Linked DNA regions of Homo sapiens: region 2 is linked to region 1. Evidence: read pairs that join two places in POLR2A ChIA-PET (ENCODE). Cell type or tissue: PC-3. All regions are shown on one strand. Links, peaks and the distances in the headings refer to the core of each region. The heading gives the core; the rest is flanking DNA. Region 1 has its middle 40 kb from the start of SNORD12. Region 2 overlaps ZNFX1 (zinc finger NFX1-type containing 1).

Evidence for each region. Peaks named below come from ENCODE experiments on the same cell type or tissue, not always from the same donor. Only the 100,000 strongest peaks of a DNase experiment are listed, where the experiment ranks them.
Region 2: POLR2A ChIA-PET joins it to region 1 with 13 read pairs; 23 of 35 experiments call an interaction of 5 or more read pairs at or near these places.

What each region holds. Positions count from the first base shown.
Region 1 is chr20:49,312,998-49,328,518 of GRCh38, reverse strand. No RefSeq gene overlaps it. Among named protein-coding and RNA genes, the nearest start is that of SNORD12, 40 kb to the right of the region's middle. RefSeq lists enhancers at 3,790-4,289, 4,290-4,791, 8,902-9,483, 9,484-10,065. In PC-3, for the core only: CTCF peaks have their summits at 4,640 and 7,815; DNase peaks (open chromatin) are centred at 4,618 and 7,858; H3K4me3 peaks cover 1,029 bases; H3K27me3 peaks cover 3,658 bases.
Region 2 is chr20:49,252,392-49,267,912 of GRCh38, reverse strand. ZNFX1 (zinc finger NFX1-type containing 1) reads left to right here. Exons shown (of 14, transcript NM_021035.3): 4 at 1,647-1,778; 5 at 3,049-3,197; 6 at 4,430-4,579; 7 at 7,336-7,450; 8 at 10,249-10,496; 9 at 11,966-12,105; 10 at 13,264-13,418; 11 at 14,102-14,247; 12 at 15,083-15,193. Among named protein-coding and RNA genes, the nearest start is that of ZNFX1, 18 kb to the left of the region's middle. In PC-3, for the core only: no CTCF peak of the experiment used is centred there; no DNase peak of the experiment used is centred there; H3K4me3 peaks cover 317 bases; H3K27ac peaks cover 1,410 bases.

The DNA.
Region 1 (15,521 bases), core at 4,078-12,077:
ACTCCACTGTGCCACAGTGCAGGAGACTGCTGGAAGAGAAGGTGGTGTCTGCAAGGGAGACCTCTGTGGGGTTTAGCTAGCCAGCATCCAGGTCTTCTCCACCTTCCCCACAATCTGAACCCCCAAAACACCACACCAAGTGCTAGAACTCTTGCAAACCTCAGTCTATGCCTTCCTTGAAAGTTTCCCTATGACAACTCTTCATATGTTCACCTAAACTTAGAATTCCACCTTTATCCAATCATCTTATTGATGATCACTTAGGTCGTCTCCATCACTCATTCCTTCAATAAACATTTCCTAAGCACTTAGGGCAACTGATGCTTCAATTTCTTCTTTTGTCAAATGGGAATAAGAATAGTATCTAACTGATAGGGTGGCCTTAAGGGTTCAACCAAATATGAAATATAAAGCATTTGCTCCCAGCACATAGCAGGTGTTTAATAAGCACTAACTATTCCTCTACATCAGTGAAAATGAGCCACAGCTACACTGTCAGTAACCTGAAGGGGAAATAAATTACTTGCAAAAGGATTCACATGTCTAATGTGATGCTTTTTATATACAGTCTTGTTTGTTTGTTTGTTTGTTTGTTTGAGACGGTGTCTAGCTCTGTTGCCCAGGCTGAAGTGCAGTGGTGTGATCTCGGCTCACTGCTACCTCTGCCTCCCAGGTTCAAGCGATTCTCCTGCCTCAGCCTCCTGAGAAGCTGGGATTACAGGCACCCACCACCATGCCTGGCTAATTTTTTGTATTTTTAGCAGAGAAAGCGTTTCTCCATGCTAGCCAGACTGATCTCAAACTCCTCACCTCAAGTGATCTGCCCACCTCGGCCTCCCAAAGTGCTGGGATTACAGGCGTGAGCCACTGCGCCTGGCCTATATAGTTTTTTAAAACTGCAAAACGGTACTATAAAGTATTTAGGCATTCATACAGGCATAGTAAATACATATATATGCAGCCAGTCCTCATGATTTACAGATTCTGTATTTGCTACTTTGCTTATTTGCTGAAATTATTTTTAACCCTAAAATCAATACTTGCAGCACATTTATAGTTACTCACAGACAAGCGAAGATTAGTGAAAAATTTGAGTAACTCAATGTGCAGGTTCCAAGCTGAAGTTAAACAGGGCCCCACTCTGTCTTCTTGTTCCAGCTTCATACAGATGTTACCAGAGGACAGAGACAGTAGGGACAGGTCTATGTAGTGCAAGAAGCTCCAGCCCTGGGCCAGTTGGATGGGGTTTGAATCCCAACTCCAGCAACTGTTAGGGAGGCAGCCTCGGGCGAGTCTCTTAACACTTCCTAACACTCTTTGGTAAAATGAAGAAAATGGAATTGACCAGGATGAGTTGTTTTTAGGATCTAAAGTATAAACTAAGTGAGATATGTGTGTACATATTTCCCCTAGGGGCCATTGGTTAATTCAGTATTGGTTAATTCAGTCTTTGTGGCAACTTTACAGAACATAACTACTGTGAATCACAAGAAAGTCCTGTAGCCAGGCGCTATTACTCACACCTGTAATCCCAGCACTTTGGGAGGCCAAGGCAGGAGGATCGCTTGAGCCCAGGAGTTTCAGACCAGCCTGGGCAACATGGTGAAATCCCATCTCTACCAAAAAAGAAAAATACAAAGACTAGCCAGGTATGGTGGTGCACGCCTGTAGTCCCAGCTACTAGGGAAAGTGAGGCAGAAGGATCACTTGAGCCTGGGAGGTAGAGGTTGCAGTGAGCCAAGACTGTGCCACTGCATTCCAGCCTGGGCGACGGATCGAGATTCTGTTTCAAAAAAAAAAAAAAGAATGTACAGTGTATGTTTATGTACATAAACACACACATACCCCCATATATGCATGGGAATTTTAAATGTCAAATTCAGCATTGTGACAATCTCTGGGGAGAGTGGGACAGCAGGTGACTACAGGAGGGAAACAGACACTGCAGTGGCAATTGTCAAGGTTTGTTTCTTAGCTTTTCCCGAGGGTTTGTTGTATTATCTCTCTACATTGGTGGTGTATGTCGGAAATATTTCATCATCACAAAAGGAACGTGCTGGGTTCCCCCATCCTTGAGGTGCTTCACATGTCTACCACAGGTGGTATTTCTAATGATGTCCCCGCTGGGACCGACACTTCTTCATTCCAAGTCCACACTCCCAGATCAGGACCAGAGCAAATCAGACAGGGAAAGGCAGTCTAGCAGAAACGGAATCTGGGCACTTCCCCAGCGAGAGACTTTCTACGGATGTGCCAGCAAGTTTTGTCAGCGGCACACACACACATTTGCTGCACATGCAAGGCGGCCACCACTGTCAGAATTAATTCACTCATACCCCAAATATTTACCAAGCATCTGCAGCGAGCCCAGAACTGTCTTGGGTGCTGGAGACACAGCGTTTAACAAGAAAGATGAGGTCTGTCTTCAGGAAAAGCCCTCCCAGCTATGAGACATGTCCTAATTCAGCAACGTGAAAATGTGAAGAGGGAAAAAATCATGTGCATCCTTGATGAAGGAATGGCGTTATTGTGCCAAAGACAAGCAGCAGTGCCTCTGGAAGGTCAGGAAGTCACATATTCTTTGCATAAATCTCAGAGGTTTAAAATTTTTTTCTTGGAGCAAACAATCCTTCAATCTGCCCATCTTAGCAGAGTTGAAAAGCTCAGAGGGAAGGAAGGAAAAAGAAAGAAAGGAAGGTAAACAAGAGAAGAAAGGAAACAGAAAGAGGGAGGGCAAGAAGGAGGAGGGAGGGGAGACACCCAGTGTGGCAACCTAAGACTGATCAAGTGCTTTCATCATCCATCTAATAACCCCGTTCATTGTGCTTTGGATGCTAAACCAAGCAAGTCCCATACATGACTTCATTTAATCCTCACAACAGTCTCCTGAAACTCTGTACTCCCTCTCCATACTCAACCCCCAGCAAGCCTGTGCATCTCCCAGCCTCTCCCTGGCTGCCAGTAGAGTTGAACCAGTGGGGAACACCAGCGGGGATGAGAGGAGCAGAGGGCAGGAGGAGAGTGCACCCAAGGTGTTTATTGTCCCCCATTTTGGGGAAGGGGGCCCTTGGCTGCAGATCCTACTCTCACAGGCTCCAATAACACCATTTCCTCCTGTCCTGTACTGCTGCCCCCACCTCTGTGAATAGAGCCCTTGTTTTCTATTATACCCTTCTGGGGGTACCATCTGTCACTTGCCAGGTCCCCAACTCCTAATGTGTTTGCACTATTGTCAAACCCAGCTCAGAGATGAGGCCACTGGGGCTTAAGAGGCAGAATCCCTAAGTTGAGCCAAGGATGTAGAGTCAGACAAACCTGGATTTGAACCACAGTCTCGGGTTTGTTGCAATGGCGAATGCAAAGCACTGGCCATACTGTAAATGCCCAGTTCAATGGTCTTTATGCATTCGTTCAACAACAATTTAGGACCTACTGTGTGCAGAGCACTGGGCTGGGTGCTGGGAACACAGATGACCAAAACAGGTACAGCCCTGCCCTCAAGGAGCTGACATTCAGTGGGGGAAACAGACAATAAACAATAACATGCAACCATGTAATTTCAACTAGTGATCTGTGCTTTGAGAAAAAACAGCAGGTCAAGAGTGGCCAGGGTTGAGAGAGAGGCAGGGAAAAAAAGAAAGAGTGCCAAGGGTGGTGTAACAAGAAACTATTTTAGGCAGGAGTCAAGGAAGTCCTCCAAGACAAGGACATCTGAACAGAGCCCCCAAGAAAGTGATGAAGGGAACTGTGTAGGAAGGGAACTGTATTCCAGGCACAAAACAGGCAGTGCAAAGTCGCTGAGGCAGGGTAAAGGTAGGATATCAGAGGGACAGTGAGGAGGCCAGTGTCGCTGCAGGAAAATAAGCCAGAGGAAAAGTGGTAGGAGGTGACATCAGAGAGGGAGGGGACAAAGATAGCATATAGGGCCTTGAGGACTGTTGTAAGGAGTTCAGATTTTATTCTAGGCATGACGAAAAGCCATTGCCGAGTTCTGAGCAGAGATGTGACGTGGTGATACCAAAGGTTTCAAAAGGATGACTGCCCATCTCTCTGGGTGGGGGTGAGGGCAGAAGCATGATGGCTCCTGCGGTTTCCCAGGAGAGAAAGGATTATCTACAGTAGAAGAAGCTGCTAGAAGAATGAGTTTTGTGTCACTGAAAGTGTTCACAATGTGGCTAAAAAACCTGGCAGGAAGACTGCAGACCAGATTCAGGCACTGGCTGGACAGCTGGACCAAGGGGTATCCCCAAAGTCCACCACGATCTCCTGCCCTGCCTGCCAGGCAGGTGAGAGATTTTGCGGAAAATTAGGCAGGCACCACCCTGCACGTGTTCTACCCGTCTCACTGGCAGCACGCACACAAGAGGGAACCATCATCACCCCTCGCATAGGCCCAGGATCACAAACTCAGTACATCTGTGGTTATTCTCGTAGTGTCTGCCTCCTCCATTAGAGTGTCAGCTCCACAACAATAGGGTCCTCATTTGTCATGTTCCCTGCTGTATCCCATCACCAAGCACAGGGCCTGGCACACAGCAACTCAGGAAGTGATGTGCCACTGAACAATGAGTGAGCAAATCTTGCCTTAGCAACAACAAAGGAAATATAACCACAGGCTGACATTGCAAAAAGGCAACACCAGATAGCAGTGTTTCTCAAAGCAAAGCCCAGCCCACTTTTCCTGACCAAAGAAGAAATTCTAGCTTCCCAGCCTTACAGAAAGGGGTAGGGCGGTGGTAAGGCTGCTCACTGAGTCCTGGATACCCAGATGACATCGTGCCAGCTGAGCCTGCCATGGCCAGACCACATTTCCCACAGACCCCTTAGAATCGCTTCACCCCACCCTTACAGGCCCAGGCTCATGAAGGAACACCTTTTTTTTTTTTTTTTTTTTTTTTTAAGATGGAGTCTCTCTCTGTCGCCCAGGCTGGAGTGCAGTGGCACCATCTCGGCTCCCTGCAACCTCCGCCTCCCAGGTTCAAACGATCCTCCTGCCTCAGCCTCCGGAGTAGCTGGGACTATAGGCACGTGCCACCACACCCAGCTAATTTTTGTATTTTTAGTAGAGACAGGGTTTCACTATGTTGGCCAGGCTGGTCTCAAACTCCTGACCTTGTGATCCACCCACCTCAGCCTCTCAAAATGCTGGCATGAGCCACGGGGCCCAGCCAAGGAATGTCTTTCTGCATTATCCAAACCCCGCTTTCTCCTCTGAACCACACTGCCCAGCCTCCTTACCATCTGCCCTCCTTATTGTCTACCAAAAGGATTTTCTAGAATACAGTTCTGGCCTGTTCCCTGAAATCCCTCAGTGGTTCCCATCTCCTATTGAGGGGGTTCACGAAGGATCTTTTTTGACAGTGGATCATAGATGGAGACCCCCAAGCTCAGTGGCTAAAAATCTACATTTTCCTGCAACTCATCCACAGTCATTTACCGTGCCCTCCTCCTATTCAACATCTCAGCACACTTTACCCAAAGTTTCCCAAAGCACGTGGTCTCCCACAGCTGAGTAGTACCCTCCCAGCCTCCTTTCCCCCATCTTCTGGGAATACCACCTCAGTTTTCTTCTGAGAAACCAAAACTCCCCACTCTCAATCCACATGGTTTGGACAGGGCTGATCGCACCCTCTCGTTCCTGGTATGAGGCAGGTGACCCCCACATGGCCAGTTGATATATTCCTTCTCCCTGGGTTCAGTGATTGATTGGGTCAGCAATGACCATTTAATCCAAACTGAGCCCATGAGAACCAGCCCTGGGATTTTGGCTGGAACTGGGGAAAAATGCTCTCAATCCATTAAGGATGGCAGTTTACAGCTACTGTCTTTGACCACTAGCTTTGCTACCACTTGGTGACAGCATGCCTGTAAATGAAGTTAACACAAGAAAAGCCGAAGAATGGAAAGAGATAGAGTCCTGATGACATCCTTGGAGCCCCTGGATCCAGTCATGCCTGAAGCTCTGGAATCCCTGGGTTGTTCTTTAGTTACCTAAGCCAATAAATATCCTTGTTAACTTAAGTTAAATTGTGTCACAACCCTAAGAGTACTAAGTCTACAGGAAACACATAAGTGTATATGTAGGGACATCAACCATACAGGGTTGAGATGATATTTAAGAAGTATAGAATACATGGAAACATTCTGTAAATAACTTGGAAAATACAGTGGTGTCTATCTTTCAAGGCCTTACTAATCACTCCAGCCCCACTCTCTCCCTGCCTCCACACCATCCTCACCAATCATTTCCAAGCTTCACCTTGCTCAGACTGAAATTATTTATTCCTTTCCCAACTACCTTGTCTCCCAAAAATAGACAATAAGCTTGAGGGGTACCAGAACTCCAGCCTTGCTTCCATCCCCCAGTGCTTCTAGCTGAATTGGGCACACAGAAGGTGGCCACCAATTGTAATTGAGGCTGGGTGTGGAGGCTCACACTGGTAATTCCAGCACTTTGGGAGGCCAAGGCTGGAGGATAGCTTGAGCCCAGGAGTTTGAGACCAGCCTGGAAAAGATGGTAAAACTCCATCTCTACAAAAAATACAAAAAAAAAAAAAAAAAAAAAAAAAAAAAGCTGGGTGTGGTGGCCCACACCTGTAGTCCCAGCTACTCAGGAGACTGAGGTAGGAGGATCACTTGAGCCTGGGAGGCAGAGGTTGCAGTGAGCCATGATTGCACCACTGCACTCCAGCCTGGGTGACACAGTGAAACCCTGAAAAATAAAAAGAAAGGAAGGAAGAAAGAGAGAGAGAAAAAGAAAAGAAAAGAGAGAAGGAAGGAAAGAAAGAAAAAGAAAAAAAAAGAAAATTTTAATTGAACTAAATGGGGAAGATGTCAAGGGGTCTCCTTACACCTGTAGACTCAAGCTTCCCTCTCCTAACATTCTTGAGTCTCTGCCACCCTTGAGCTGCTATACAATATTGAGATCTGGAGTCAGACTGCTGGAGTGCAAATCCCAGATCTGCTGTTTAAGAGCTGTGCAACCCAGAACACGTCACTTAACCTCTCTGTGCCTTAGTTCCTCATCTGTAAAACAGACATGATAACACTGTTCCATAGCGTTATTATGAGGCTTAAATGAGACAATTTACTTCAAGCACTTAAAATAGTACCTTCCTGACATTTGGTATTTCATAAATATTAGATTTGTTGTTTGCGGATTTTGTTTGTTTTTTAAGTCATCTTCAACATCTCCCTCTATTACAATTGATCACTTAAGGCAGTTGACTTTATCTCCTAAAAATAGCCCATGAAAAAAGCAAATACTTCTCTACATCTTTTGCCTCCTAACTAGTCCCCTCCTGCCTGCTCCCCTGGGAGGTGGAAAGTGAACTTTTCCCTGCGTCTCTTCACAAGACCCTGCTCCAGATAAGGAGGCAGATCCCAAAAGAGCAAAACAAAGGTGAAAGCAAAGCTTTGAGGCTCCTGGTTCCTCCAGCCCCCACTCCGTATAGAAAGGACATCTCTTGGGAGGGGCTAACATTGTGTGATTCTGTGGGTGTCGGTCAGACCATGAGAAAGTATCACTGATGCCTTTGCCTGGACCCATCCTGGGCCCCCACTCCTGCGCTGTGGCAGGGGAGCCCCTGTTGGTGGTGCTAACCTGGGACTTCAGCTCCAATCAGTACAGACCCGCGGCTGCATGAACTCTCTACACAGAAAACCAACCAGTACAAAAGCACCCCCAGGCAGTCCTTCCCCAAATTTAATCTGGAAGGAGTTCTCTTTTGCCTATGGCTTGAGAAGACACCACATCCAAAATTACTTTCTCATCTCACTGCTGCCTGAATTTCCAACGTTGGCCACTCCTGGCAGCAAGGAGCTAGAAGACTCAGAATCAGACCCAGCTCCTCCACTGGCTGGGAATTCTTGACTGCCCAAAGCCCTCTCCTCTCTGAGCCTTGCTTTTCTTGACTGCTAAACAGGGATGTTATTCCATACCTGAACCCCAGAGGGCAGGGAGAATGTATTCAGGTTCCAGGGGACATCCAGCCCAGCTTCTGGGCACAGAGGGATAGGTGATTAATGGATGTTAGGTCCCTTACATTTTTATTTATTTATTTATTTATTTATTTATTTTTGAGACATGATCTCGCTCTGTCACCCAGGCTGGAGTGCAGTGGCATAATCATAGCTCACTGCAGGCTCAACCTCCTGGGCTCAAGTGATTCTCCCACCTCAGTCTCCTGAGTAGCTGGTGCTACAGGCAGTCATCACCATTTGAGGCTAATTTTTTTTTAATTTTTTGTAGAGACTGGGTCTTCCAATATTGCCCAGGCTGGTCTCGAACTCCTGGCCTCAAATGATCCTCCCACAGCCTCCCCAAGTGTTGGGATTACAAGCATGAGCCACTGTGCCCGACCCATTATGCATTTTTTTAAAAGCGCCCTCTCTGTCTTTTAAAACAAATTTCTGAAGGAAGCTCTAGTGATATCACACGGTAGAGGGGCCCAATCAATCACTTTCCTCCCTGACATAGGAAAGTTGGGTCATAACCGTTTTACAGGGTGACAGAATTTAGATTTTTTTTTTGTCTCCAGTGGGTGTGAAAACTTTACTTCTGGGATTTAAAAAGGATAGAGAGCCAGACATGGTGGTGCGTGCCTGTCATCCAGCTACTTGGGAGGCTGAGGCAGAAGAATCGCTTGAGCCCAGGAGTTCGAGGCTGCAGTGAATGATGATCGCACCACGGCACTCCAGCCTGGGCGACAGAGCAAGGCTCCATCTCTAGAAGAAGGGAGTGGGGTGGCGGGGGGGGAGGGGATAGGCAGCGTCCTTCCCACTAATGACTCAACTAAAATAGCCCTTAATAGAGCGCTGTGGGTACCACTCTGGAGGAGCCTTTACCAGGAATGCTTGGACTAGCCCGGTGGCCACGCCCAGCACGCGGACCACAGATGGACTTCACCTGCGTATCTGTCAGGCCCCTCGGCTTCTGGACCCGCCTGCCTGAGTTCTAACCAGCTTGGACACACTAGTTTTGGAATCACTCAGACCGTTCCGCCTCCGCTTTGAGCGTCTTTCCATCCTTGCTCTCCAAGCGTTAGCCCTTTTCTTGGTTTCTCCATGCTCCTTGTCACCTTCTCCATTCGCCTTGTGACCCCTCCGCCCGAAAGAAGCTTGCAACCCCTCCTCCCTCGCAGCTCTCTTGGCCCCGCGCCCGTCCCCAGCTGGGGCTCTCAGATAAAATACAGGACTCCGAGTTAGATTTCAATTTCAGAAAAACAACAAATAATTTTTTAGTATAAGTATATCCCATGCGATATTTAGGACATATTTTTCTCTAGAAAGATTTGTTTATCTGAAATTCGAGTTTAACTGGGTGTGCTGTATTTTGATTTGCGAAATCTGGCGCCCTACCTCAACCCAAGCGCCTCCCTCCCCTCGAGGCCCTCCAAGCTTCACGACCCCCCCGACACCGCTTACTGGGTGCGCTCCTTCCTCTCTCGCACCAGGCGCTCTCCTTCCTGCCTGCGCCTCTTGTGCTCATTTCCCTTCCACCGCCTGCGTCCCGCACCTGGGCCGAATCCTCCACCTTCCTGCCGCCCTTCAAGTCCTGTGAGCAGTCCTTGCGCCCCTCCTCCGAAACACCCCTCAACTCTCCACGAGTCCCTCTCCTTCAGGTCCCCCGAGATGAACGCACCCAGGTTCATAACCTGCGCGTCTTTCTCGGCTCGCAGCTCCACAGCCAGTGCTTCCCCTTTAGGTCCTGAGTGTCTGCGTCCCTCCTTGCCCGCGCGACCCCCTGCACGTCCCGTCTGCCCCGCGGCGCACCCTTCCAGTCCCCAAGCGCCGCGCCCCGCCCTCGGCTCGTGTGACCCCTCCAAGCCCAGAGCCCCCTAGGTGCTGGGCTCCCTTCCTCCGCTCATCCCCCGCCCCAGCTCCCCTCCGCTCCGAGCGTTCCGCTAGTGCCTTGCCTTTCCCCGGGTGCACCTGGGCAGACCCGCGTATAGTCTGCGCAGCAGTCCCGCGCCGCGCCGCGCCGCACGCTTGGTCGCAGAAGCAGCGCGGGGGCCCGCGGGCGACAAACATCGGGTCACGGCCAGGACAGCAGCGGCCCAGCGCGGCGGAGCCCTGCCAGGGCAAGAGCACGCCCAGCGGCCCCCGCTCCCAGGCCCCCGTGGCCACCGCGGCCAGGACGAGCGACAGGGACAGGATTCGCGCCACGCCACGCATGCCCATGGTCGGGCTCAAGCTAGGTACCGGGACGCCAACGGAGACAGATCTTGTGTAGCCTGCCTTGAGTTGGGGGCGGAGGCTCCCAGACCCGACCCCTCCTCGGACCCACCTCCTACCTGTCACCGAGCTGATGTCCACCCCGATTCCTACCGTCCAAACTTTGCGCAGCTCTTTGTAGTGGTGAAATACCCAGATATGGTCATAATAATCTCAACAACTTTGCAGAGCTCCTCATTGCCTCCAGGTTCCAGGAAGACAGGGGCGATACAGCCCCTATGCCATTAATTGTAATAGCAAAAATACCAACCGTAACTGCTAATATTATTAAAATAGTAGTAACCGCCATAATAATTGCCAGGGAACCAGGCTCTATGTGTCATCAGTATTGCCCAAACCTGAGGCTCTTGGGTGCCCTTTCATTTTTTCACCATATTCTACCACCTTGGCTATTATTTCCTGGGTGTTTCTCTTTAAATGGACTTGCTTTTTAAACTTAAAGTAATTTTATTTTTTTAAATGCCACATCACTCAAGAGAATGAGAAGACAAACCCACCAAACCCACAGAATGGGAAAAATTATTTGCAAAAGACACACCTGATAAAGAACTGCTGTCCAAAATATATAAAGAACTTTTAGAACTCAATAACAAGAAGACAAAAGACCTCATTAAAAAATTGGCAAAAGAGGCCAGGCACCATGGCTCAGGTCTGTAAAATCCCAGCACTTTGGGAGGCCGAGGCGGGTGGATCACCTGAGGTCAGGAGTTCGAGACCAGCCTGACCAACATGGTGAAACCCCATCTCTACTAAAAATACAAAAAATTAGCCAAGTGTGGTGGCGGGTACCTGTAATCCCAGCTACTCAGGAGGCTGAGGCAGGAGAATCCCTTGAACCCAGGAGGGGGAGGTAGCAGTGAGCCAAGATTGCACCATTGCGCTCCAGCCTGGGCAACAAGAGCAAAACGCCGTCTCAAAAAAAAAAAAAAAAAAAATAGGCAAAAGAACTAAGCAGATACCTCAACCAAAGAAGATATACAGATGGCAAATAAACATATGAAATGATGCTCAACATCACCTGTCGTTAGGAGATTGCAAATGAAAATACTAATGAGATAACACTACATGCCTATTCAAAGGATTAAAATCCTAAACGCTGGTGAGGACGTGGAGCAACGGGAACTCTTTTTCATTTCTGGTAGGAAAACAAAATGGTATAGCCATTGTGGGAGACAGTTTGGCAGTTTCTTACAAAATGAAATGTACACTTACCATATGATCCAATATTCATGCTCCTTGGTATTTACCCAAATGAGCTGAAAATTTATGTCCACACAAAGACCTGCACACAGATGTTCCTAGAAGTTTTATTAATGATTCCCCAAACTTGGGAGCAACCACGATTTCCTTCAGGAGGTGAATGGATAAATATACTGTGGTAAATCCAGGCAATGGAATATTATTCAGCACTAAAAAGAAATAAGCTATCAAGCCACAAAAAGACGTGGAAGAAACTTAAGTGCATTTTATTAACTGAAAGAAGACAATCTGAAAAAGACTACATACTGTATGATTCCAACTACATGACATTGTGGAAAAAGCAAAACCATGAAGACAGTAAAATTATCAGTGGTTTCCTGGGGTTAGGCTGGAGGGAGGGATGAATAGGTGGAGCACAGAGGATTTTTAGGGCAGTTAAACTATTCTGCATGATACTATAATGGTGGATACATGTCATTGTACATTTGTCCAAACCCATAGAATGTGCAGCACCAAGAGTGAACCCTAAGGCAAACTATGGGCTTTGGATGATAAGGATGTATCAGTGCAGGTTCATCGATTGTAACAAATGTACCACTGGTGTAGGACCTTGGTAGTGGGAAAAACTGAGGGGTGGGAGGAGCAGGGAATATATGAGAACTCTGTACTTTCTGTTCAATTTTGCCGTGAACCAAAAACTTCTCTAAAAAATAGTCTATTTTAATAAGAAAAGGAAAGGAAAAAAATATATCACTACTATAAATGGAAAACCAGCAATATTTTTCATAAAGAGAAGAGACCAGGCACGGTGGCTCACGCCTGTAATCCCAGCACTTTGGGAGGACGAGGTGGGTGCATCACCTGAGGTCAGGAGTTCAAGACCAGCCTGACCAATGTGGTGAAACCCCATCTTTACTAAAAATACAAAAATTAGCTGGGCTTGGCAGTGGGCGCCTGTAATCCCAACTACTTGGGAGGCTGTGGTAGGAGAATCACTTGAACCTGGGAGGCAGAGGTTGCAGTGAACCAAGATTGTGCCACTGCACTCTACCCTGGGCAACAAGCAAGACTCCGTCTCAAAAAAAAAATAAAAATAAAAAAGAGAGAAGGAAGGAAGGGTAGAAAGATAGAGGAGGTGCAAGGATGACACTGTAAGTGAGCTAAATCCTCATGTATTGGAGCAAAAATCAATAGATAACACCTAAAGCTGATAAATCAATGAATGGCTACATTCAAACATTATTTAGCTCTATGGAAATAAACAACTAGAAGAAATCGCTACACAGGCTAGAAGTGGTTGCCATGACAATTAAGCATATGAAGATGCTCAACCTTCTAACAATATATTTCAAATGTAAAAGTGCAGAGATACATTTCTTACCAATTCTACAGCACAGATTAAAGATGTTGATTTTTATTTGAATAGAATTGGGGAAGGTGTAGGGAAAGGGGCACTTAAGTATGAAGTCTGCAAACAAGAACATCAATACAGTCTCATTTTGTCAATACCTATTAAAAGTACAAAAGCACAGCCTATAATACTGGGATTCCAGTATTTTGGGAGGCTGAGGCGGGAGGATTGCTTGAGCCCAGACGTTTGAGACCAGCCTGGGCAACATAGGAAGACCCTGTCTCTACTAAAAATAAAATTTAAATATTAGCCAGGCATGGGGGCACACACCTGTGGTCCCAGCTACTCAGGAGGCTGAGACAGGAGGATCACTTCAGCCCGGGAAGTCAAGCTACAGTGAGCCATGATCGTGCCACTGCAATCCAGCCTGGGTGACAGAGCGAGACCCTGTCTCAAAAATAAATGAATAAATAAAAATTTTAAAAAATGACAAAAGCACACGTCTTTTGATTCAGGAATCTTTACTGAGAGAGGCATACATGTGCAAGAAAACATGAGTACAAGATTATTTGCTGTTTCACTGTAATATCAAAAGGTTGGCATCAACCTCAGTGTCCCTCAGTAGGGGCTGGTTACATGAATTACGGTCCATCCCTACAGTGGAATATTGTGCAGTCCCCTAAAATAATAAAGCAGTTATTTACCTACTGATATGGAAGACCTTCAAAATATATGGTTAAGTGGAAAAGCAAGGTGCAGAACAGCATTTGTAGCAAGTTACCCTTTCTGGGTTGGTGGTGGTGGTTGTTTTTGAGACGGTGTTTTCCTCTTGTTGCCCAGGCTAGAGTGCAATGGCACAACCTCAGCTCACTGCAACCTCCGCCTCCCAAGTTCAAGCAATTCTCCTGCCTCAGCCTCCCAAGTAGGTGGGATTACAGGCATGAGCCACCACGCCCAGCTAATTTTGTATTTTTAGTAGAGACAAGCGTTTCACCATGTTGGTCAGGCTGGTCTTGAACTCCTGACCTCAGGTGATGCACCCACCGTGGCCTCCCAAAGTGCTGGGATTACAGGCATGAACCACCATTCCCAGCCCTGTTTTATTTTTTAAGGCTGTTTATATTATATGCTGACATATGCATAGCATATCTCTGGAAGGAGATGTAATACACTGGTAGAAGTGGTTGTCTTTAGGGAGAGGAGCTGGGTGGGGAGAAGGAAGGAGGGAGACTTAATCTCTTTACCTTTTTTGTACCTTTTGAAATTTTTAGCACACGCCTTGTGTTACCTATTCCAATAAATGTGAAAGAAATGTTAAGCAATTGCCTCTGGGGAACTGAACAGGCAGTGGGAGAAAAGGACAGGTTTTTTTCTGTTTTGTTTTGTTTTGTTTTGTTTTGTTCAAGACAAGGTCTCACTCTGTCACTCAGGCTGGAGTGTAGTGGCACAATCACGGCTCACTGCAGCCTGGACCTCCCAGGCTCAGGTGATCCTCCCACTTCAGCTTCTCCAGTAGCTGGGACTACAGCCATGTGCCACCACATCCAGCTAATTTTTGTATTTTTTGTAGAGATAGGGTTTCACCATGTTTGCCAGGCTGGTCTCGAACTCCTGGCCTCAAGTGATCTGCCCACCTCAGACTCCCAAAGTGCTGGGATTACAGATGTGATCTCAGCTCACTGCAACCTCTTTCTCCTGGGTTCAAGTGATTCTCCTGCCTCACCCTCCCGAGTAGCTGGGATTACAGATGCCCACCACCATGCCCAGCTAATTTTTCTATTTTTAGTAGAGATAGGGTTTCACCATGTTGGCCAAGCTGGTCTTGAACTCCTGACCTCGAGTGATCTGCCCGCCTCGGCCTCCCAAAGTGCTGGGATTAAATGCGTGAGCCATCGTGTCTGGCCTGATTAATGCATACTTTCCAAAATGTTTACAAAGAAAGATTTACAAACATTTACAAAGAAAGAGAGAGCTCTCTAGAAGAGAGGAGGTCCCTATGACATAAGGGTCCAGAGAGGGCAGGCAGCCACTCTCTGGTGGCTTGTCATGGTGTGTCCCCATGACAAGGACCAGCAGCTTCCTATGAAGTTCCCAGTCTCCTTTATCTGATGTTTCTCTGTTCTGCCAGGTTTGAAGCATCTAAGTAACCGGTGACCCAGTTCTCAGAAAAACCTCCCCTGCAGTCTTTTTGTAAGGGCCCTGGGGACAGCAGGGCACTTGGCAGTTGCCAGCTCTCTGGGCACAAAGAGAAAATTATTATTCTTGCCACTAAGGCAGGAAAGGGGGAGCCTTCAGAGTGTGGAGGGCTGCCCAGCTGAGGTCTGCTCAGCCACCTCTCCATGGGTCTGGGTGAAGAGGGCTGTGCTCTGTTGCGGGCAGGGGACTGGTCAGTCTCCCTTTGCAATGAACTCCTGTCTCCATTATCCACTGTAGAATGAGCCATCCCAGAATATAGAGCCTTAAAATGACAGTGTGTCACTGTCTCTCCTAGTCCTGTGGGTTTCTCCCTCAGGGTTTCTCATGCTGGTGCAGCTGTAGCCAAAGTCATGGCAAGGTTTGATTGGACTGGATGTCTAAAACAAATTCTTCACTCCTGTGGCTGGTGCCTCAGCTGAGATGGCTGGAACAACCATGGCCCTGGTTGGCCATCTTTTCCCTCCATCCTGGGCTTCCCACATGCTTAGCTTGGGCTTCCTCACATCGTGGTGGCTCAGAGTAGTCAAACTTCTTTGAT
Region 2 (15,521 bases), core at 2,643-10,642, 59 kb after region 1:
AACAGAGCAAGACTCCACCTCAAAAAAAAAAACAAAACTGTTATACGGATGAAGAAAGCTAAGGCAAAGAAGGGTTAAATAACCTCTTAAGAGGTGGGAAGTATGTACTGAAGCTCACACAAATGTTAAGTGACAAGTTTAGGAATTGAATTCAGGCAGTCTAGCTGTAGAATCCTGGCTCCTATCTGCCACATTGTACTTGTCGTGGAACTATACCTTCCCATACCTTTCTCCCCAGGTGCCACTCTCTAATTCTACTCTGGGGTCATAACTATTATTAGAAGTGGGAATTTACATTAACAGTTAAAATAGCTACTGCTAAATTACTCTCCGAAAGGAAGTACCAAAAGAAAACAAAACCCCAAACAGGAAGAAGTCTTTAAAAAACACCAATGAAGTAATGGCAACTCATGATTTAAAAAAAAAAAAAAAAAACTTTATGTAACAAAGCTGGACGTCTTGACGAGTACCTGTAGTACCAAGTACTTGGGAGGCTGAGATGGGAGGATCCCTTGAAAACAGGTGTTCAGGCTGCAGTACACATAGCCCCTGCACTCCAGTCTGGACAACATAGGGCCTTAAAAAAGAAGGAAGAAATTGTTACTTATCCTGCTGTAGTGAAATCTTTGATTATCTTATATCACTCCCTCCCTCAACTTTGAGATTTTTGAGGACAGTGTCTACCTTACCAGCCTGACACAATGTAAGAATTTAGCAGGCCAGGCATGGTGGCTCACGCCTGTAATCCCAGCACTTTGGGAGGCCAAGGCGGACAGATCACAAGGGTCAAGAGATCAAGACCATCCTGCCCAACATGGTGAAACCCCATCTATACTAAAAATACAAAAATTAGCTGGGCATGGTGGCATGCGCCTGTGGTCCCAGCTACTTGGGAGGCTGAGGCAGGAGAATCACTTGAACCCGGGAGGCAGAGGTTGCGGTGAGCCAAGATCACACCATTGCATTCCAGCCTGGGCAACAAGAGCGAAACTCCATCTCAAACAAAAAGAGAGAATTTAGCAGTTTTTAGCCTAATTAATTAATTAATGGCCATTTACTAATGAGCCTATAACTCTTATTCCAATGTTGATTTCTACAAGTTTTCCCCTCCCATCACAAAAGCAAATCTACCATGTATATAAAAAGTATTTCTAATTTGCCACAAGATTGGAAACAATATATACAGCATCAATAGAAAACTGGCTAAAAAATACCTTAACAGCTGTAAAAAGGAAAGGGGGGGGTGGGGGGGATGGGATTCTCCTATGTATTGATAGAGAATGACCTTCAAGATACATTAAGTGAAAAAAATCAAGATGTAGAATGGTAAAAATTGTCTGTTACTATTCATATTTTAAGGAGAAAAGGGGAAGTCTAGAAAAAGAATACACATTTGTATTGTTTGTATATGCGTGGATATACTGTCTCTGTAAAGTTACAAAAGAAACTGGTAACATTGGTTGCTTCCACCCAGAGAACTGGGTGACAGAGTGCAAGAGGGACTTTTCACAATATACAATGTACGCTTCTTAGATTTTAAACTATCTTAATGTATTATATTAAATTTAAAAAAAGATTTTGCTCTGAGTAATTACTTTATTTAGAAAATGTCTAAATTGTTAAATTCCTTTTTCCTTATTTTCTAGGCAAAACCTATGTGGGTCTAAAAATTGTTCAGGCCCTCCTAACCAACGAGTCTGTTTGGCAAATTAGCCTCCAGAAGTTCCCCATCTTGGTTGTGTGTTATACTAATCATGCTTTGGACCAGTTTCTGGAAGGTAATACTTATAGGCAAATTTGTTCTCTATCAAGATGTTGATGATTGAACCATCAGCAACTTCAGTAGCTTTCTATTGCTCTTCAAACAAAGTCAACAGTCCTTATCATTACTTACATGGCCGTTTGTGATCTGTCCCAGCTGGACTGTGAACCACAGCTCCTACTTCTTAACCTTGTTCTCCCTAACTCCAGCAACACTGGTTATCTTCAGTTCCTTGAAAGCCTCTACGTCCTCCATTGGCCCATGCCATCCTCTGGCCTGGAATAGTTTTTTCCCTCTCCATCTTGAGCTTATTCAACCTGGCCCTACTCAACCTGGCCCTACTCATTCTTCTGGTCCCACTTTAAATCTCTCTTCTCAGGTGGACTTTTTCTATAGCCCCAAAGTGAAGTCTCTTTTGCATTTTTTATTTTTTTATAATCTATTTTATGTATCGCTACCCTAGATGAGGATTGGTCCTTTTCTTGCTGTATTCACATATCCTGGCACATATTAGGCACTCAAAAAATACTAAATAACATTAATGGATGAATAAATATATGCTTTTCCTTTATTTTTATTCTTCTATACCTCCCTTTCACCTAGATAAATCTTTATTCTTAGAGTCTGAGTTTAAATATTAGATTCTTAAAAATAGATCCCTACCCCACCCAGACTAGGTAATGTCCCCTGCTACCAGTACTCACTACATTTATTGCTGCCGTATTAATTATTTAATGAGTAACTTCCTGCCAGAGACAAAGAAATGATAACAAATCAGAAACTGGGCCTATGTTTCTACTGCTATATCTTCAGAACTTGGCACATGCCTAAAACATATGAGCAATCAGTAAATCTGCAGAGTGAAAAATATGTAACATATCCTGGGTGCTTGCTTTGTGCTGGGCCCTAGCTAGGAGCTTTAAAGATTTTCTTTCATTTATCCAGACTGTAGCCCTATATGGGAGATATTGCCATCTCTAAATCACAGACAGAGAAACTGAGACTCAAGTCACTTGCCCCAGGTTACACAGCAATAAGTGGTAGAGCTAAGAGTTGGATCCCTAGTTGTCTGATTCCAGAACCTGTACTCTTTAAGTGCTACACTTTACTGCTCTGCAGGTCACATCTTCTCGGGGACCTTCTCACTCATTAATGGGGTAAATTTCCTTTAAGCACAAGTTTATTCTCTAAGGGACCAGACTAGATCCCAAATACACACAGCTCTCACCTGAGAGAACCTAGCATAAGCTCCTCTCAACCCTGCCATGCTCCACTTTGTTCCACAGGCATCTACAATTGTCAGAAGACCAGCATTGTGCGGGTGGGTGGAAGGAGCAACAGTGAAATCCTGAAGCAGTTCACCCTAAGGGAGCTGAGGAACAAGCGGGAATTCCGCCGCAACCTCCCCATGCACCTCCGAAGGGCCTACATGAGTGTAAGTCCCAGCTCTGAAATATCTGGGGTAGTTCAAGAGGGACCTAAACAAGATAGCAGTGGCTTTCTGGGTAGGCAGCCCAGGGTAGATTTGGAGGCTCCTCAAAGCTCTGGAGGACCCAGGTTCCTTTCAGCATTCTATTCTGCCAATCCCTTGGTATGACCTTTGCCTTCACAATCCAAGATGGAGAAAAGACAAGGAAACACTGCCCATCCCCACCCTACCTTAACGCTCCTTCCCCCATACCACCCACAGCACCTCTGTGTACAGCCAACTGACCAGGGAAATGTCATCTTTTAGCTGGGCAGCAATGTGCCCAGTCAAAAATCTGAGTTCTTATTACTAAGGAAAAGAGAGAGAACAGATATTGTGAGCCTTGAAGTCTCTCCCACAGTATTCTTGGCCTGTTTGTTTTTCTGTTGTGTAGGTTGAGCATCTCAAATTGGAAAATCCAAATCCAAAACTTTCTGAGTGCCAACATTATTTCTTTTTTTGAGACAGGGTCTTGCTCAGTCACCCAGGCTGGAGTGCAGTGGCACAATCTCGGCTCACTGCAACCTCCACCTCCTAGGTTCAAGCGATTCTCTTGCCTCAGCCTCCTGAGTAGCTGGGATTACAGGCGCCCGCCATCACACCTGGCTAATTTTTGTATTTTTAGTAGAGACAAGATTTCACCATGTTGGCCAGGCTGGTCTCGATCTCTTGACCTCATGGTCCACCCGCCTCGGCCTCCCAAAGTGCTGGGATTACAGGCGTGAGCCACCGCGCCCGGCCCAACATTATTTCACATTTTGGATTTCCAGATTTGCAATGCTCAACCAGTAAGTATAAACGCAAATATTCCAAAATCTGAAACACTTCTAGTCCCAAGCATTTTGGATAAGGGATATTCAACCTGCCACCACGCCTGGCTAATTTTTGCATTTTTAGTAGAGACAGTGTTTTGCCATGTTGGCCAGGCTGGTCTTGAACTACAGACCTCAAGTGATCCACCTGCCTTGGCCTCCTAAAATGCTGGTATTACAGGCATGAGCCACCACACTCAACCGATACTAGTTCTTTGGTTTCAAGACCACAATAATGTGCCTTGGGAAATTGGTTTGTTGACCAGTCTATTTATTTATTCTCCCTCCTTACTGTTCCTGTCTTAGCTTTGCTTTCCCTCAAGGTGAGGACTGAGTTTGGGGGATGATGATATTTCCTCATCATTTCTTTCCCTCTGTTCTTGGAAGATCATGACACAGATGAAGGAGTCAGAGCAAGAGCTTCATGAAGGAGCCAAGACCCTGGAGTGCACCATGCGTGGTGTCCTACGGGAACAGTACCTGCAGAAGTACATCTCACCCCAGCACTGGGAAAGTCTCATGAATGGACCAGTGCAGGTAGGGGTCATCCTGGGGGACACAAATATGTCTCTGGCCTCAGTACTTTGAGGTAGCCTCCAGGAGAAGCATCAGTCCAAAACTTTACCTGTTTGATAATCTGATGCTGCCACAATGTGTAAAGTTCCCTTTTGTGATGAGAGGCAGCTGAATATGCTGGTCAGGAACAAAACTCGAACCAGCCTGTTGGGTTTTAGTCTGAGCTTGGCTCTGGACAAGTTACTTAATTTTCTGTGGCTGTTTCCCCTTTTATAAAATGGGGATAATAATAAGCATTAAGTTGAACCATATGAAATTGCCAACATCTGTAATATTGATTTGCAAAAAAGGCAATTTCTTACAGATCTTTGTTCTTACAGGATTGTTATTTAGATGAGCAAGGTGATATTTGTAAACTTATTAATTTAGTAACTGTACTATAAGTGTTTGTTAAATGAAATGAAGAAAATCATAACCAGAGGCAAACTAGCACAGATAGAGAACTTGGGAGTTGATAGATATAGTCATGCAGACTGACTGTGTGACTTGGGTTCATGTGATCCTCAGCAATCAAACATGGATAATAATAATGCCTACCTTCAAAAGATATGGTAAGAAATAACTGAGACAGTCTCTGTAAAGTGGCAGGCTAGGAACCCAGTGAAATGGTAGCTTTGTTACCATTAGGTTGCTGATTTACAGGATTACAAACCAAAAGCTTACAGAGGTCATTCAGGTCTTACAAATAAGTGAAGCAATCTAGATTTGAAATATTAAGAAGCGGAGAGGACTGTGGCAAACTAGAACAGATGTGGTAGCAACCCAGCTCCAGCCATTTGTTGCCATTCAGTAATAAACAGTCATTGCTGCCATAGCTCCTGATTTTGTCAAAATAGGCTGGAAAATTTTTTTAATTCTTTTTTTTTTTTCTTCTTTTTTTTTTTTTTGAGACAGAGTTCTCACTCTCTCACCCCAGGCTGCAGTGCAATGGCGCGATCTTGGCTTACTACAACCTCCGCCTCCCGGGTTCAAGCGATTCTCTTACCTTGGCCTCTTGAGTAGCTAGGATTACAGGCACCTGCCATCATGCCTGGCTAATTTTTGTAGAGACAGGGTTTCACCACATTCGCCAGGCTGGTCTTGAACTCCTGACCTCAGGTGACCCGCCCACCTCGGCTCTCCAAAGTGCTGGGATTATAGGCATGAGCCACCGTGCCCAGCCCTTTGATTTTTAAAATTCTATACAAGTCATGTTAAATGTTCCAGTTGCCCAAGGAGATGCCAGTTCACAGCCTCTGAACTTTTTTTTTTTTTAACAATATGATGTTTCTTTTTTAATTTTTTTTTTAACTTTTAAGTTCAGGGGTACGTGTGCAGGTTTGTTACGTAGGTAAACTTGTGTCATGAGGCCAAGCGCGCAGTGGCTCACGCCTGTAATCCCAGCACTTTGGGAGGCCGAGGCAGGCGGATCACGAGGTCAGGAGATTGAGACCATCCTGGCTAACACGCTGAAACCCCGTCTCTACTAAAAAAATAAAAAAATTAGCCGGGCATGGTGGCGGGCGCCTGTAGTCCCAGCTACTCAGGAGGCTGAGGCAGGAGAATGGTGTGAACCTGGGAGGCAGAGCTTGCAGTGAGCCGAGATCGTGCCACTGCACTCCAGCCTGGGCGACAGAGCAAGACTGTCTCAAAAAAAAAAAAAAAAACTTGTGTCATGGCGGTTTGTTGTACATCACCTAGATATTAAGCCTAGTACTCATCAGTTATTTTTCCTGCTCCTCTCCCTCCTCCCATCCTCCACCCTTCAATAGGCCCCAGTGTGTTGATCCCCTCTATGTGACCATGTGTTCTCATCATTTAACTTATAAGTGAGAACATGCAGTATTTGGTTTTCTGTTCTTGTGTTAGTTTGCTAAAGATAATGCCCTCAAACTCCATTCAGGTCCTCGCAAAGGACATGATCTCATTCTTTTTTATGGCTGCATAGTATTCCATGGTATATATGTACCACGTTTTCTTTATCCAGTCCTTCATTGATGCGCATTTAGGTTGATTAGATGTCTTTGCTGTTGTGAATAGTACAGCCTATAAACTTTAAGGGAATTACTTTTGATTCTTTTTTCTTTTGAGATAGGGTCTTGAGCCCAGGCTGGAGGGCAGTGGCATAATCATAGCTCACTGCAGCCTCGGCCTCCTGGGCTCAAGCAGTCCTCCCACCTCAGCCTCCTGGGTAACTGGGATTATATGTGCATGCCATCACACCCAGCTTTTTTGAGACAGAATCTTGCTTTTGTCACCCAGGCCGGAGTGTAGTGGCACAATCTCCACTCACTGCAACCTCTGCCTCCCGGGTTCAAGCAGTTCTTCTGCCTCAACCTCCTGAGTAGCTGGGACTACAGGCATGCACCACTATGCCTGGCTAATTTTTGTAGTTTTAATAAAGACAGGGTTTCACCATGTTGGCCAGGCTGGTCTCAAACTCGTGACCTCAGGTGATCCGCCTGCCTCAGCCTCCCAAAGTGTTGGGATTACAGGCGCAAGCCACCACGCCCAGTCTTTTTTTTTTCTCTCTTTTTAAAGACATAGGGTCTCACCGTATTGCCCAGGCTGGTCTTGAATTTCTGGGCTCAGGCAGTCTTCCTGCCTTGGCCTTCCAAATTGCTGGGATTACAGGCATGAGCTACCATGCCCCAATCTGCTTTTGATTCTTTGAGGAGACCCAGCCTTCACATTGGTTGTCATAGAATCCTCACAAATGATCATTCTTCTTTCCTTAGGATAGTGAATGGATTTGCTTCCAGCACTGGAAGCATTCCATGATGCTGGAGTGGCTAGGTCTTGGTGTCGGTTCTTTCACGCAAAGTGTTTCTCCAGCAGGACCTGAGAATACAGGTAAGAAGTGCATGTCTTCCTAGAATCAAATCTTAACGTAGAATATAGTAAATACCAGAACAGTGAGACTTAAAAATAATTCCCAGAATAAATAAAGAGCTATGAGTCAATCAGAGAAAGACAAATAGCTTAATATAAGGAAAAGAGATAAAATACTTTTTTTTTTTTTTTTTGAGATGGAGTTTCACTCTTGTTGCCCAGGCTGGAGTGCAGTGGTGTGATCTCGGCTCACTGCAACCTCCACCTTCCAGGTTCAAGCGATTCTCCTCTCCTGCCTTAGCCTCCCAAGTAGCTGGCATTACAGGCAAGTGCCACCACGCGCAGCTAATGAGATAAAAGACTTTTAACAGGCACATCACAAAATAGGAAATTGTTCAATAGATATATGAAAAGTGCTCATTAAAAACTAGAGGAATTAAAACCACAATGAGATAACTATTACTTACACACCAGTTTGGCAACAATTAAAGTTTGATATAACCCCATGTTGATGAGAATTTGAAGCAATGGAAACTCTGATGCACTGCTGCTGGGGATATTTAAATTTACATAACCACTTTATCATAGCAGAAAATCAGAAAGAACTCAAATGTTCATCAACATTTCTTCAATGGATGGATCAATTAAGTCAACTCAGATAATGAAATACTGTACAACAGTGAAAAGGAATGAAACACAGCATATACAGTAACACATATGAATCTCAAAAACATGCTGAATGAAAAAGGCAAGTTAGCCGGGCATAGTGGCCCATGCATGTAATCCCAGCACTTTGCAAGTGCAAGGCAGGAGGATCGTTTCAGCCCAGAAGTTGGAGACCAGCCTGGGCAACATAATGAGACCCTGTCTTTACTAAAAAAAAAAAGGAAAAAGTTTAGCTGGGTGTGGTGGTGCGTGCCTGTAGTCCCAGCTACTTAGGTGGCTGAGGCGAGAGGATGGCTTGAGCTCAGGAGGTTGAGGCTGCAGTGAGCCATGACTGCAATGCTGCACTACAGCCTGAGTGACAGACATAGTCTCAAAAAAAAAAAAGGCAAGTTATGGAAACATATATACTAGACAATGTGTTACTTAGATACAGTATAAATGTGGTAACATTATTATCTTTTAAAAAGGAAATGAGTAATATAAAATTCGGGTTAGGAAGGCTAACAAAGGTCTTCAAAAAATTTGTCAGTTTTCTACTTAAATTGGGTGGAAGGTACTTGGGTATTCATTTTATATATTTTTATTATCCTTTATATTACATATTTACATTGTATGCCCTCCATTGTATATGTATTTGGTATAAGTAAAACCTTTATTTATTTATTGTGTATTTATTTTATTTATTTATTTATTTATTTATTTTTTTTTGAGACTGAGTCTCACAGTCTCACTCTGTCCACCAGGCTGCAGTGCAATGGTGTGATCTCGGCTCACTGCAACCTCTGCCTCCTAGGTTCGAGCAATTCTCCTGCCTCAGCTTCCCAAGTAGCTGGGATTACAGGCACACTCACCACACCCAGCTTATTTTGTATTTTTAGTAAAGATGGGGTTTCCCCATGTTGGCCAGGCTGGTCTTGAGCTCCTGACCTCAGGTGATCTGCCCACCTCGGCCTCCCAGAGTGCTGGGATTACAGGCATGAGCCACCACGCCCAGCCTTATTTATTTATTTTTGAGATGGAGTCTCACTCTGTTGCCCAGGCTGGAGTGCAATGGCACGATCTCGGCTCACTGCAACTTCCACCTCCTGGGTTCAAGTGATTCTCCTGCCTCAGCCTCCCAGGTAGCTAGAAATACAGGCATGCGCCACCACACTTGGCTAATTTTTGTATTTTTAGTAAAGACAGAGTTTCACCGTGTTGGCCAGGCTGGTCTCGAACTCCTGACGTCAGGTGATCCACCCACCTCAGCCTCCCAGAGTGCTGGGATACAGGCATAAGCCCCACGCACAGCCAAAACCTTTCTTTAAAAGGCATATATTCGTATGATTTTTTAACGTAAAACGTAACAAAAAGTATATAAGGAGACCTTAAGCCTTTCCTAACTCTCCTCTCATTCCTTTTAGTTTCTCTTCTCAAAAATAATCACATAGGGCTGGGTGCAGTGGCTCACACCTGTAATCCCAGCACTTTGGGAGGCCGAGGCAGGCCTGAGGTCGGGAGTTCGAGACCAGCCTGACCAACATGGAGAAACCCTGTCTCTACTAAAAATACAAAATTAGCTGGGCGTGGTGGTGCATGCCTGTAATGCCAACTACTCGGGAGGCTGAGGCAGGAGAATCGCTTGAACCCGGGAGGTGGAGGTTGTGGTGAGCCAAGATTGTGCCATTGCACTCCAGCCTGGGCAACGAGTGAAACTCCGTCTCAAAAAAAAAAAAAAAATCACATAAACCCTTGATAATGTCTTCATGCATCTGAGCTCTTGCAGGTGCCGTCTTCTGTCCCTTAGCTTCAAGAGTTTCCATCTCTGGCCAGGCACGGTGGCTCACGCCTGTAATCCCAGCACTTTGGGAAGCCAAGGCGGGCAGATCACGAGGTCAGGAGTTCGAGACCAGCCTGACCAACATGGTGAAACCCCATCTCTACTAAAAATACAAAATTAGCCTACAAAATTAGCCAGGCGTGGTGGTGGGTGCATGTAATCCCAGCTACTCAGGAGGCTGAGGCCGGAGAATCACTTGAACCCAGGAGGCAGAGGTTGCAATGAGCCAAGATCGCACCACCGCACTCCACCCTGGGCAAAAGAGCGAGATTCCATATCAAAAAAAAAAAAAAAAAGAGTTTTCATCTCTCTCCTGCCTGTTTCTCTCTCTTAGCCCAGGCAGAAGGGGATGAGGAGGAAGAAGGGGAGGAGGAGAGTTCGCTGATAGAGATCGCAGAGGAAGCTGACCTGATTCAAGCAGACCGGGTGATTGAGGAGGAAGAGGTGGTGAGGCCCCAGCGGCGGAAGAAGGAAGAGAGTGGAGCAGACCAGGAGTTGGCTAAAATGCTTCTGGCCATGAGGCTAGACCATTGTGGCACTGGGACAGCAGCTGGACAGGAGCAAGCCACAGGAGAGTGGCAGGTAAACTCACTTCCTTGGGTTGAAACAGGCCTGAGAGTGTTCTGACCGCTTGTTTTCCCCCACTTCTGATACAGTATATTCACTTCACCATTACAATTAGCTAAGTACCTGTATTACAGCCTACCCCTGGTATGAGATGGCTTTAGTGATTCCCAAGGATATAAATACGATGGTTCTTCAGAGGGCCTCTGGCAAGAAATGCCAACTTAGAAAGACAGGAAGCAGGTAGCCAAGTGCTTCTGTAGAACTTGTGGAAGAATGTAGCACATATGAGTCAGGTCAAACACGGTCTCAGTACTTAATGCCTTCAGGAGTGTTGTTTTCTCTATTTCAAATGAGTTTGTGAACATGTACTAAGATTTTAGAGGATTAAAGTAAGCAATGAAGCGAGACCTCCAGGCTGGATGGAATATTCCTCCTTCATTCAGCCTGGAATTTGACACTTCTCTTAAAGCCAGAATTGTATGAATGCCCAGGTGTCTTCATGTAGCCTTCCCTCTGCTCCTTTTGGTGGAGCCTAGTAGTCCTCACTGTTTACCATGCATAACTATGATGATCGAGGATTAGATATTCAAAATAAGAATTTGTAAACCTTACCAATGATTTGAGAACTTTCAAGGGCAACTTTGGATGCAGTTTTCATCTGAGTGCTGGCTTTGCACCTGATCTAGTTCAGTTCAGTATCACTATATGTGGTGAGCGGAGTCATGATCTCAATTCTTAGAAGCACAGATTCAGCATCTCTCCCAGGAGGCATCAGGAAAGGTTGATTTGTTTCATTTTGAAGCAGCGGGAAGATCTTTATTTAGTGACATCTGTCTGACTTGCGAGCCTTCTAAAGGCTCATAGCCTCAGACTCAGTGACGGCCAGAAGAGAGCACTTTCTCATAAACAGTGCTTTCCACCACTTGTTAAAGGTACTGTGTTGATACGATGGCAGTAGGACCGTTTTAGCAGGCACTGTGCCAAGTCCTGTGTGAAGCACCAGTTGCTAGGCACTGGTTGTACAGCATTCAACAAGAAAGTACCACCCCCATGACTTTCATGGCATGCATTTTAGGAACAAGAAACAGGCTATGGTCAAAGATGTTTAATGATAACTAGTGCTAGTACTAGTATAAATGCTTTCCACGTATTTACTCCTGACAAGCCAACAATCCTATAAAGAGATACCATTATTATTCCCATTTTATAGAAGGTGATACTGAGGGACACAGAGGTTAGGTCATTTACCTTACTAGGTCCCACAACCTAGTAAGAGGTAGAGTAGGGCTTTGAAGCCAGGCAAACTGGCTCCAGAGTCCTTGTTTAGCCACTCTACAGTGGAAGAGCTGTTGGGAGAATGTAAGACACTTGACATTAATCAGTGATGCCAGCCCTTTTTCTTACGTGCTGTGACCCCTGCCTTGGGCTTAAAACCAAGCCTGCCTCTGCTCAGACAGTACCCTGCCTGGTATTGATGTCTGCAGACCCAGCGCAACCAGAAAAAGAAAATGAAAAAAAGAGTGAAGGATGAGCTTCGCAAACTGAACACCATGACTGCAGCCGAGGCCAACGAGATCGAGGATGTTTGGCAGCTGGACCTCAGTTCTCGCTGGCAGCTTTATAGGTACTGTGTTCCACATCTAGCCAACCCATGTAGGGAGTTCCTCTTCTGTTCCTAGAACATTCTCCACCTCCAAGACCTTCAACGATGTTAACTAATTATTGATTGAGCACCACCACTGAGCTGAGTGATAGGGATACAGCCATGGGATAGAATAGACACTTTGCTCTACTTTCATGGAGCTTATAGAGTCTATCCAGGGTAACAAATTAATTATTACCTTCGTGGAGCCTATGGAGTCTATCCAGGGTAACAAATTAATCACGTAATTCCACAAATAAAAAGTTACAAATGGGTATAAAAACTCAGAAAAGAACAGAGAGGTAACAGGCACAATGACTCACACCTGTAATCTCACCACTTTGGGAGGCTGAGGCTAGAGGATCTCTTGAGGCCCAGGGTTCAAGACCAGCCTGGGCAACATAGTGAGACCTCATCTCTACAGGAAAAAAAAAAAAGAGTAGGAGAGGCCGGGCGCAGTAGCTCACGCCTTTAATGCTAGCACTTCGGGAGGCCGAGACAGGCGGATCACAAGGTCAGGAGATTGAGACCATCCTGGCTAACACAGTGAAACCCCGTCTCTACTAAAAACACAAAAAATTAGCTGGGCGTGGTGGCCGGTGCCTATAATCCCAGCTACTCGGGAGGCTGAGGCAGGAGAATCGCTTGAACCCGGAGGTGGAGGTTGTAGTGAGCCAAGATCACGCCATTGCACTCCAGCCTGGGTGACAGAGCAAGACTCCGTCTTTTAAAAAAAAAAAAAAAAAAGTAGTAGAAAGCCGTTGGAAAGTTTTACAGCGATTAGTGACATCATCAGTTTTACTAATAAAATAAATACTCTATGGAGAATTAGAGGAGGGGAGGGAAATTAGGCAGGGATGCTGCAGCTGGGAGAATTCTTCCCAAAGTTTTTAAAGTCTCTTATTTTCTTCCCATAGTTAACCTTTGTTCTTTATCTCACCCCTTTCCTTAGCTCCTGACTACTCTGCACATCTTTTTGTTGGGCATTTTGGATTCTTAGGTCCCTGAATGTATCTCTCTGTTTGTCACTATGCTCCAAGGGTCCAAGGTTCACTTCATACACTGGGCACACTGAAGGGCGTTCTTCCACCTTCTCAAAGAGCATGTGGCTTTCTTTCCTTGGTTCTTCCCATTCTCCAGGCTCTGGCTACAGTTGTACCAGGCTGACACCCGCCGGAAGATCCTCAGCTATGAACGCCAGTACCGCACATCAGCAGAAAGAATGGCCGAGCTGAGACTCCAGGAAGACCTGCACATTCTTAAAGATGCCCAGGTTGTAGGAATGACAACCACAGGTAAGAAACTGTGGAGAAATTTGCCTGTTGCATCTAAGTTCACTTCTGGTGCCAGATTATCTAAGGACAGGTAAAGAGGAGCTTCTTTGGTAGGTTAGAGGAAAATACCATGAAAAGCTACTGAAAGCACCCATATTTTGAGAACTCTTGGTGAAATTCACTCACTTTCGCCAGGCGCAGTGGCTCACGCCTATAATCCCAACACTTTGGGAGGCCAAGGCAGGTGGATCACCTGAGGTCATAAGTTTGCAATCAGCCTGGCCAACATGGTGAAATCTCATCTCTACTAAAAATACAAAAATTAGCTGGGTGTAGTGGTGGGTGCCTGTAATCCTGGCTACTCGGGAGGCTGGGGCACAAGAATCACTTGAACCTGGGAGGTGGAGGTTGCAGTCAGCTGAGATCGCACCACTGCACTCCAGCCTGGGTGACAGAGTGAGACTGTCTCAAAGAAAAAAAAAAAAAGAAAAAAGAAATTCACTCACTTTCTCCTGCTGGGTTTGAAACTCCAACAGTGACCAACACAGTTTTAATGTTCTGGAGACCACCCAGAACACTATAAGGACCAGCTGTCGCTGATGCAGGTTCAGGGAAGATACAGAAGTGGATTCCCAGAGGCCCAGTGGCCCTGTGGGTCCTGTGCCTCAGCTCAGAGGAGCCTTTCTCTTCTTTCCTCACTTGAGGTGCTGCCAAATACCGCCAGATCCTACAGAAGGTGGAGCCGAGGATTGTCATAGTGGAAGAAGCTGCGGAAGTCCTTGAGGCCCATACCATTGCCACATTGAGCAAAGCTTGCCAGCACCTCATTTTGATTGGGGACCACCAGCAGGTAAAACGAGAGTCCCCCTAGAAGATGGGCTGGCTCTCCGTGGGGGTGAGATCATAAAGGAAGACCCTGGCCTCTGCTTCAACAGTCCTCAAGCTTATTAGTAGCTTCTTGTGATTCCTCTTGTCTTCACCTCCCACGTTCAGTCTAAGAGCAGATGCTATTAGATTTGGGGTATATTTTAGTGGCAACGTCATTTATTTCATCCATTCCCTCTGCTATTTACCTAGTCCACCATGGCCTCTTGAGTGGACTGTATTGTAATAGCATGCTCCTCAGTCTCTCTGCTTCCATTTTTGCTACCTTTTAATGCACTCTACATAAAGGAGCCAAAGTGAATTTTTTTAAAAAAAAGGTAGATAGATAATATCACTTTCCAGCTGAAAACCCTCCAGTGGTGTCCCATTGCACTTGCATAAAAATCAAGCTTCTTAAAGTGGCCCACAAAGGCTTATGTGATCAGGTTTCAGCTTATTTCTCTGACTTCATCCCATTTGCTCTTGGTGTCCCACTGTGTCCTTTCCGCTCCCCATTATGGATCTTGCTTTTCAAATGACTGAAGAACTGGCAACTTCTGCCATGCTAGTGTCTACTCAGATGTCACTGTTCAGAGGCCTAGCTAGAAAAAACCCACCATGGGGCACTCTGTCATATCACCTTTAGTTCTACTAATCCTTAACCCTTGTCATTATTAATCCTTAAACTGTGAGTATGTAGAATAGTGCCTGGCACATAGTCAACACTTGAAAAACATTTGATGGTTGGTTGGATGGATGGAAGTATGGATGGTTAAATGACTTTATCAGTAGAGAATCCTCAGCCATGTTTCTCTTCTCAGCTGCGCCCCAGTGCCAACGTGTATGATCTGGCCAAGAACTTCAACCTTGAGGTGTCCCTTTTTGAACGGCTAGTGAAAGTAAACATTCCCTTTGTCCGTCTGAATTACCAGGTGAGAAGCTGGGCCTCTGTTGTTACCAAATGCCCAGGAGAAAGCTCCTGGGAAGCTGCCAGTTGCCAGCAAAAGAGGTCTCATATAAATAAAAATAATTTAATACTGAAATGACTCTGTCAACCTTACATTTTCTGTTTTAAAACACCACAAGATCACCGTGTTGAGTTTTTGTTGGACAAAGGAGCTGTTTATGTTATGCTTTCTCCTTATTTTTTTCAAATGATAATCTCTATCTCTCTAGATTTTCTTTCCTTTTTTTTTTTAAGAAAAATAGAGGCCAGGTGCGGTGGCTCACACCTGCAATCCCAGCACTTTGGGAGGCCAA